Regions from separate parts of the Homo sapiens genome. Here all the other regions are linked to region 1. The links are chromatin contacts, found by Hi-C or POLR2A ChIA-PET in ENCODE. All regions are on one chromosome and are shown on one strand. Each heading gives the region's core, a stretch centred on a gene start or an enhancer-like site at or near the end of the contact. The rest is flanking DNA. Distances are from core to core; before and after follow the strand shown.

Region 1 (2,700 bases), core at 156-2,655:
AGTGGAGCATGCCTGTAATCCCAGCACTTTGGGAGACCAAGGCAGGAAGATCCCTTGAGCTCAGGAGTTTGAGACCAGCCTGGGCAATATGGCCAAACCCTGTTTCTATTTAAAAATACAAAAAGAAAATTAGCCAGGCATGGTGGCACATACCTATAGTCCCAGCTACTCAGGAGGATCACTTGAGTCCAGGTGGTTGAGGCAGCAGTGAGCTGTAACGGTGCCATTGTACTCCAGCCTGGGCAACAGAGCAAGACCCTCCCTCAAAAAAACAAACAAAAAAATAAGTAAAAAATACAAAAAAATTAAAAATGTTCTTACTAAAAGATATTAAAGGGCCAGGCATGGTGGCTTATGCCTGTAATCCCAGCACTTTAGGAGGCTGAGGTGGGCAGATCACCTGATGTCAGGAGTTGGAGAACAGCCTGACCAATATGGAGAAACCTCATCTCTACTAAAAATACAAAATTAGCCAGGCGTGGTGGCGGGCACCTGTAATCCCAGCTACTCAGGAGGCTGAGGCAGGAGAACTGCTTGAACCCGGGAGGTGGAGGTGGCAGTGAGCCATGATAGAGATCATGCCATTGCACTCCAGCCTGGGCAACAAGAGCGAAACTCCGTCTCAAAAAAAAAAAAAAAAAAAAAAAGATATTAAACAAAATTTTGTTTTAAAAATCCAGGTGAGGTTTCTTACTAAAAGTTATTCAATAAAATAAATAAAATTAGCCATGTGTGGTGGTGAAGTGGCATCCTTATCTGGGGCAAATACCCGCTGTTACTCGTCTTGCGTCAAGAAGATTAAGGACATGAACACACACAAGGAGTTTAGGAGCAGAGGTTTAATAGGCAAAGAAAGGCCGGGAGCAGTGGCTCACGCCTGTAATCCCAGCACTTTGGGAGGCCGAGGTGTGGATCACGAGGTCGGGAGATCGAGACCATCCTGGCTAACATGGTGAAACCCCGTCTCTACTAAAAATACAAAATTTTAGCCGGGCGTGGTGGCAGGCGCCTGTAGTCCCAGCTACTCCGGAGGCTGAGGCAGGAGAATGGCCTGAACCCGGGAGGCGGAGCTTGCAGTGAGCCGAGATCGCACCACTGCCCTCCAGCCTGGGCGGCAGAGCGAGACTCCGTCTCAAAAATAAAAATAAATAAATAAATAAATAGATAAAGAAAGAGAAAGGAGAACAGCTCTGTCTCTTGCAAGAGACAGGAGCCCCCGAATGGGAATTCTGGGCTGGAATGGGAGTGCACCGGATTTTATAGGCAGGCTGAAGGAGGCAGTGTCCGATTTACATAACCACAGATTGGTTATACCAGGTGTGATGTTTACATAGAGCATGGGGAAGGCTGGCCAATGCACCCTAATCTTATTATGCAAATGGACTTTCCACTTGGCCGGCGCCGTGTTGTCCGCTCCTTGCTGCACACGTGACTGGCAAAGAGAAGGGAACATGGAGCCACTGTTCTGAACATGCCTAGTCCCCGGTAGCCTTTTCCTATTGGCACAGCTGCTGGCATTCACCTGTGCAAGCTTCTAGCTTGCTTGTCTATGTCTGCAGCTCAATTTTACAGGCTGCTGTTTGTTAGAAAAGAAAATTATTTTGGGGCTGCCTTTTTTTTTTTTTTTTTTTTTTTTGAGATGGAGTTTTGCCCTTATTGCCTGGGCTGGAGTGCAGTGGTGCAATCTCGTCTCACTTCAACCTCAGCCTCCCGGGTTCAAGCGATTCTCCTACCTCAGCCTCCGGAGTAGCTGGGATTACAGGCATGTGCCACCAAGCCTGGCCAAGTTTTTGTATTTTTAGTAGAGACGGGTTTTCTCCACATTGGTCAGGCTGGTCTCAAACCCCCGACCTCAGATGATCCGCCCGCCTCGGCCTCCCAGAGTGCTGGGATTACAAGTGTGAGCCACCGCGCCCGGCAGGGCTGCTTTTCATTAAAAGGAAAACCTTACGGAGGACTTCCTTACCCCCATTATCTGCCTAAATAATTCCTTTTTAACTCCTGCATCAGTGGTGCACACCTGTGGTTCCAATTACTTGGGAGGCTGAGGTAGGAGGATTACTTGGGCCCAAGAGCTCATGGCTGCAGCTGAGACTCTGTCTCAAAAAAAAAAAAAAAACAAAAAAAAGAAGAAGAAGAAAAAAATAACATCTTTTTCTAGTCTTAAGTTGAGAAACCTCTAAGGTTGCTTCCCCTTGTTATCCTAAGTTAGTAACATTAAAACTACAGTTTTCAAACTGCTGATTTGAAGCATATCTTCCGTTTGCATAACCTAAGTTCTTCTACTTGCGGTATACTTTTCAGCAACAATTTTAGCATATGGCAACCACTTCTGTTCCATAAACGTAAAAATACTAGAGTCCTTGTCCTATCACTGAATGTGGGTGTGTCAGAGTGAATGATGACACCTGGGTGTTGAAATGAAACTCAAATAGTGTTGCCATTGACACCCAAAGAATACTAACACTTTTATTCCTTAATGGGAATCTGAGTAGAAAATAATGCCATTTTATTTGATAATGTTGAACTTAACCTGAAGGTTAGGAAATCCCTTCATCTTTTTGTGTTCTAAAAAAATAGCTACTCCCCCATATGAGTTAGATAAGACTCAGGGATGCCTACCTTGTTTAGCTATGACAGTGCCAGACACAGGCTGTCCAAATCTCCATTCCTCTCCTCACAAATAACTAGCTGAAATGT
Region 2 (2,700 bases), core at 185-2,684, 370 kb after region 1:
TGAACCACTTGAACCACTCTGGACTTTTTTTTTGGTGGGAGGAGAAGACACGGTCTTGCTCTGTCACCCAAGCTGGAGTTCAGTGGCATGATCTCCACTCACTGCAACCTCCGCCTCCCAGGCTCAAGCAGTCCTCCCACCTCAGCCTCCCAAGTAGGTGGGACTATAGGCACATGCCACCAATCCCGGCTAATTTTTGTGTTTTTGTAGAGGCGAGGTCTCCCCATGTTGCCCAGGCTGGTCTCAGACTCTTGGGCTCAAGTGATCTGCCTGCCTTGGCCTCCCAAAGTGCTGGGATTACAGGTGTGAGCCACCGTGCCTGGCCCACTTTGGAATTTTCCAAGAGATTAAAAATCCACAAACATTTAAAATGTGGGCCAGGCACGGTGGTTCACGCCTGTAATCCCAACACTTTTGGGAGGCTGAGGTGGGCGGATCACGAGGTCAGGAGATCGAGACCATCCTGGCCAATGTGGTGAAACCCCGCCTCTACTAAAAATACAAACATTAGCTAGGCATAGTGGCATGTGCCTGTAATCCCAGTTACTCGGGAGGCTGAGGCAGGAGAATCGCTTGAACCCGAGAGGCGGAGGTTGCAGAGAGCCGAGATCGCGCCACTAGCGAGACTCCCATCTCAAAAAATATATATATATTAAAATGTGATTAATATTTAATTTTACCTCTAATTGAATGATTTACAAATAGCCTTTTGAAATACTTTTGTTTGGAAAGATTTATAATTTTGTTTTATCTTTGTCTTTTTCTCTCTCTTAACATTTTATTTTTCTTTTCCCAAAGGTGGCAGAAAGAGCACTCTATTATTGGAATAATGAATACATCATGAGTTTGATAGAAGAAAACTCTAACGTCATCCTTCCCATCATGTTTTCCAGCCTTTATAGGATTTCAAAAGAACATTGGAATCCGTAGGTTTTCAGTTTCTTTCCTCCGTTCTCTTCCTCCCTTCCTCTCTTTCTTTCCCTTCAGCCTTATTATGTGCCAGATGCTGTCCTTGTTGCTGAAGACGTATGTGAAAAGATAAAATCCTTACCTTCTGGGGATTCACTGACTGGAGAAAATAAACAGATACTTTAACAAAATACCGGTTAAAGTATCTGTTTACTAGACAGGCTTCTTGATCTGTCTATGAAGGTAGCAGATCTTTTGGGGAGGCACTGCAGCTGAGAGGAGAGGTGTGTAGATACTGACAGCATGGCCATGCTTAGACTGAATCTGAAAGGAATTTGGCAGGTGGATGGCATGGGGAGAGCCCTTTCAGACAGTGGGTCCATCCATCATGTTAAAAGGCACAAAGATGTAAAAAGCAGCTGTCAGTTTCTGAGACCTGTGAGTTTGGGAGGGCTGAGGCACAAGGTCTTTTGGGGAGGGTGCTAGAGGATGTGGCTAGAAAAGACTGTGGGACTCGTGTGAGCCTTCACCAAGTAGATGATGAGGAAGTACTGAAGGGTTGTTAAGTGGGGAAGTGGTCTGACTAGGTTTTCATTTTAGTGTGATCTATTTAACAGCCAACTCAGTCGCTATATGTATCTCTTGGAAAGGAAGGAGTTTAAAATCATCAAGGGAAGTTTAACATCCAGCCCTATGAAAGTTAAAGCATTCTGAATTTGAATGCCTTTACATTTTTCTCTGTGGAATAGAAGGAAAATTTAATGTGGTATTTAAAAATTGGGAGATACAATTCAGTATATTCATAATATGTTTATCTTTAAAAATTTTGCATGTAATTATAAAATATCACATTTCTAATTTTTCAAATTTGCCTAATTATATTAATAGAACTTGTAAAAATAAGGAGCTGATAAACAGTTAAGTCCCTTTATACAGATAGTCTCTTGAGGACCTAGAGAACGGTTCTAGCAAGTGTCTGTAACTACTCAGTATACTACATTTGGTGCTTTCCCATCACTGCCCTTGGGAGGAAGGTCATTCTGGAACCTTAACAGAAAAGAACTTAAATTTTCCTTTTAATGGCACAAGGCAGAAGCTACACAGCAAGTGTACTTTCTTGTAAATGTTTTGGAAACATCAGACTCATGGTTTATTTAATATATGGCTAATTTTTACCAATGCATTTTTCAGTGGTATTAGGAGCATGTTTGTTGCAAAACGGAAGCAACGGATATTTTTGCAAAAGGAAAAGCTATTTAGACTCTAGTCTGAAGCTATCAAGCCCATCATAACCTTGTCCTCACATTGCCCAAGAGCTAATTCTTGTTAAGTATGGGCTACCATTTTGGCTGTTTAGCTGTATAGTGTCCCATAGCTAATAGCAACCATCCCAGCTTGCCAGTTATCAGCATATATTTTGGGTCAGCAGGACTGGTGCAGATCAGAGCTAGACAGATAATTCATATTGAACCACCCAACCTACATGAGGGCTTGATTTCATTTCTTTGGATAAGAATAATTTATATATATACACATATATATATAACATTTGTTTCTAGGGAAGTAGCTTCTGATTTTGATGAATTATGTGTTATTTAGAAAATAGAATTCTATGCAAATTCAGATGTCTAAGGTTAGTGCTATCACAGATCCTTATTTTAGGGTGAAATTGCTTTACTATTATACTTGCCTTTTTATTAAATGAAATTATCAAATGCCCACAGGCAGCTCTATTCTGGGTGCCAATAATTAGAAGGGCAGGCCAGGTGTGGTGGCTCACGCCTATAATCC
Region 3 (2,700 bases), core at 48-2,547, 450 kb after region 1:
CCTTTTATTCATCCAGTAAATGTGAGCAACTCAAATATTAGCCTAAGGAACACTCAAAAGGTAGCATCTGAGAGACAGGCTAAGTTGATGGTTCTTCATTAGGCAGCTATGTGTTTGGATATAAAGACTGATGATGAACTTGGTTGTCTCCGAGACCAGTACTTCCCCTATTTCACTGTGTATACAAATCACTTGGGGGTCCTGTTAAAAATGCAGATTCTGATTCAGTAGGTCTGGGCTGGGCCTGAAATTCCACAGTCCTTGGTAGCTCCCAGGTAATGCTGACGCTGCTGGTTCCCAGGCCACATCTTGAGTCACAAGGGGCTGGACAATTTCTTGTTCTAACAAAGGCCTGGAGAAGGCAATTTTCTGGAATGGCAGATGGAGACACCCTCAGATTTCCCAGAAATATGAACAGAAAAAAGACGATTTAATGACTTAAAAGTCAGAACATGGCACAAAATAAATTGTAATGTTAAAAAATGCATAGAATAGGCTGGGTGCAGTGGCTCACGCCTGTAATCCCAGCATTTTGGGAGGCCAAGGCGGGCGGATCACAAGGTCAGGAAGATTGAGAACATCCTGGCTAATACGGTGAAACCCCGTCTCTACTAAAAATACAAAAAAAAATTAGCTGGGCGTGGTGGCGGGAACCTGTAGTCCCAGCTACTTGGGAGACTGAGGCAGAATGGCGTGAACCTGGGAGGGGAGCTTGCAGTGAGCTGAGATCGTGCCACTGCACTCCAGCCTGGGCGACAGAGCGAGACTCCGTCTCAAAAAAAAAAAAGCATAAAATAATATTCCAATAATTATGACACAGGCACACAGAATCACCATTACATAAGATGCAGATTGTAAGAACGCCATCCCGTGAGCAGGTCAGCCTGCTTCCCTTGACGATCATTTCCTCTGCAGAGATTACATTAGGAGGAACATGAACTGTTGCAATTGGGATAAAATTCTGCTGAGATGTACTTAAACAGTAATTACTGTTTACTCAGAGCAGAAAACAATTTAAACCAGGTGATGAGAAGGATGTAGAATTCATTAGTTTTCTTGCCCACAGCTCCTCTAGGAGAAAAGAATCTGATTGCTTGAAAAAAAATTGATTTAAAAAATGGCAAATGGAGGTAATTTTAGATATGTATTCACAAAGCTGCCCCAAACATACTGCCCTATTCAGAAGTTGTTTCTATTTTTTTTCCCCCAAAGAACTAACATAAGCTCAAAAGATTGAGACAGACTTGCACAGAATCACTGGGAGGCTAAGTGTGCTGAGGTTGCTTCAAGGCATGACTCAGGTGTGGGCCCTGGAGACCCTCTCCTTGTAGAGCCTCACACATCATTTCCCCTGTAACACTGATCAGATTCTGTTTGGCAAAGATCACAGCATATACTGGGAGGCTTGGAGGACATGGCTAAAAATACAGCAAAATTACTCCAGTTATAGTATCATGGAACTTCTGAGTCACTGCAGAACTCATAGAACAAAATGAAATGATCAAAGTAGAACATATTTAAAACACACGCACACACTGAAGCAACCCTAGTTTTTTGACATAATATCCTCTAAGGACAAAAACATAGATTGTGACCAAGACTAATGGTGCAGATTTTACTCTAATTTCCGGTAGTGGAATTTCAAAGCCAAGAACTATTGTTGAACTTGAATCTCACCATTTCACAGAGCAGCCAATCCCGCTTTGACTCATTCGTCCCCTAACAGAAAGAGATCTTCAAAATAGCACGGCGGAGCTTCTGATGGCTGAAGTGCTGCTGAGTAGAACTTGTGCTTTAATTTCCTTTCTGGTCTTTGTTGACCGTTGTGGCACTGTGAACTGTTGCTTTATCTCGTATTTTTTTTTCTGTTATTGTAGTTGTACATTTTAAATACAATCTTTCTATTGAGAAATATCACACTGACGGTGAATAAATATTATTCATGCAAGTAACTATCCTTCCAGCTATCCCCAAATCATCCTTTTCATGTTCCTGCTCAATGAAACTTTCAAAATCATTTATTCACTCATATTTCTTGGCAAGTTTTCCTTGATTGCCTGCTGTGTAGAAGCAGAGAAAGTGACAGGGTGATGTCCTCCATTGCTATTAAAGCCCCAAAGGGCTTTGCCCAGGGTTCCGCTTGTTTTTTAGTGAACTGTGAGGTGGAATTACCCAGGATTATCACATGGTTAGCCCTGTTGACTGACTCTGCCTAGATACCCAGAACCCTGGAGTGTTCTTCACGCTAACAGTCCTTTCTTCCTGTGCTTCTAGAGACCAGGCAGAAGTTACCAACTTCCCGGAATAATTGTCAGCTGTGCGTTTTGGTTGTTTGGGTTTAGCTTCCTCTCCGTTCTCTAAATATTTTCTTTTTCAAAGTGCCTCACTTCCTTTGTTAGAAACTAAGTTTCCCTGACCTTCTCTTTTCCTTTCTGTTTCTAATGGTCCTTGAAATGAAAATAGTTCGTTGAGTTTCCTTATGTGTACTTGGGCAGCCTACTCAATGACTCCTGGGAGAATAATAGCTGGTGACCTGTGGCGCTCTCCGTTGAGAGAGAATGCGCAGTTTGCATTTTGGCAGCTAAACATAGGGATGGATTTAAAAACGAATGTGTAAGTAGCTGGATAATAATTTCCAGTATGATGTCAACATTTCTTTAAAACAAAGCCTTAATTTCTAATCTTCTGTCACTTTGGTCT

The links. A loop is a pair of places that touch in the nucleus more often than their neighbours do. ChIA-PET counts read pairs that join two places held with the same protein, here RNA polymerase II (POLR2A). Pooled maps may share reads with other maps.
Region 2: a pooled map of psoas muscle shows a loop between it and region 1 (2.5-fold over the local background). The contact joins two enhancer-like sites. A Hi-C loop is called at or near these places in 5 of 50 pooled maps. POLR2A ChIA-PET finds 5 or more read pairs at or near these places in 2 of 52 experiments (activated B cell and activated naive CD8-positive, alpha-beta T cell).
Region 3: a loop to region 1 is called in a pooled map, with 2.3 times the contacts of the local background. The contact joins two enhancer-like sites. A Hi-C loop is called at or near these places in 2 of 50 pooled maps. POLR2A ChIA-PET finds 5 or more read pairs at or near these places in 3 of 52 experiments (A673, Panc1 and activated T-cell).

Annotation. Positions count from the first base shown.
Region 1 is chr14:63,747,681-63,750,380 of GRCh38, reverse strand. No RefSeq gene overlaps it. Among named protein-coding and RNA genes, the nearest start is that of SGPP1, 21 kb to the right of the region's middle. Within about 2 kb of position 1,405, at least 6 of the 41 ENCODE cell types and tissues checked have a DNase peak (open chromatin) inside an H3K27ac peak, as active enhancers do.
Region 2 is chr14:63,382,670-63,385,369 of GRCh38, reverse strand. PPP2R5E (protein phosphatase 2 regulatory subunit B'epsilon) reads left to right here. Exons shown (of 14, transcript NM_006246.5): 12 at 799-926. Among named protein-coding and RNA genes, the nearest start is that of GPHB5, 65 kb to the right of the region's middle. Within about 2 kb of position 1,434, at least 3 of the 41 ENCODE cell types and tissues checked have a DNase peak (open chromatin) inside an H3K27ac peak, as active enhancers do.
Region 3 is chr14:63,295,137-63,297,836 of GRCh38, reverse strand. No RefSeq gene overlaps it. Among named protein-coding and RNA genes, the nearest start is that of GPHB5, 22 kb to the left of the region's middle. Within about 2 kb of position 1,297, at least 2 of the 41 ENCODE cell types and tissues checked have a DNase peak (open chromatin) inside an H3K27ac peak, as active enhancers do.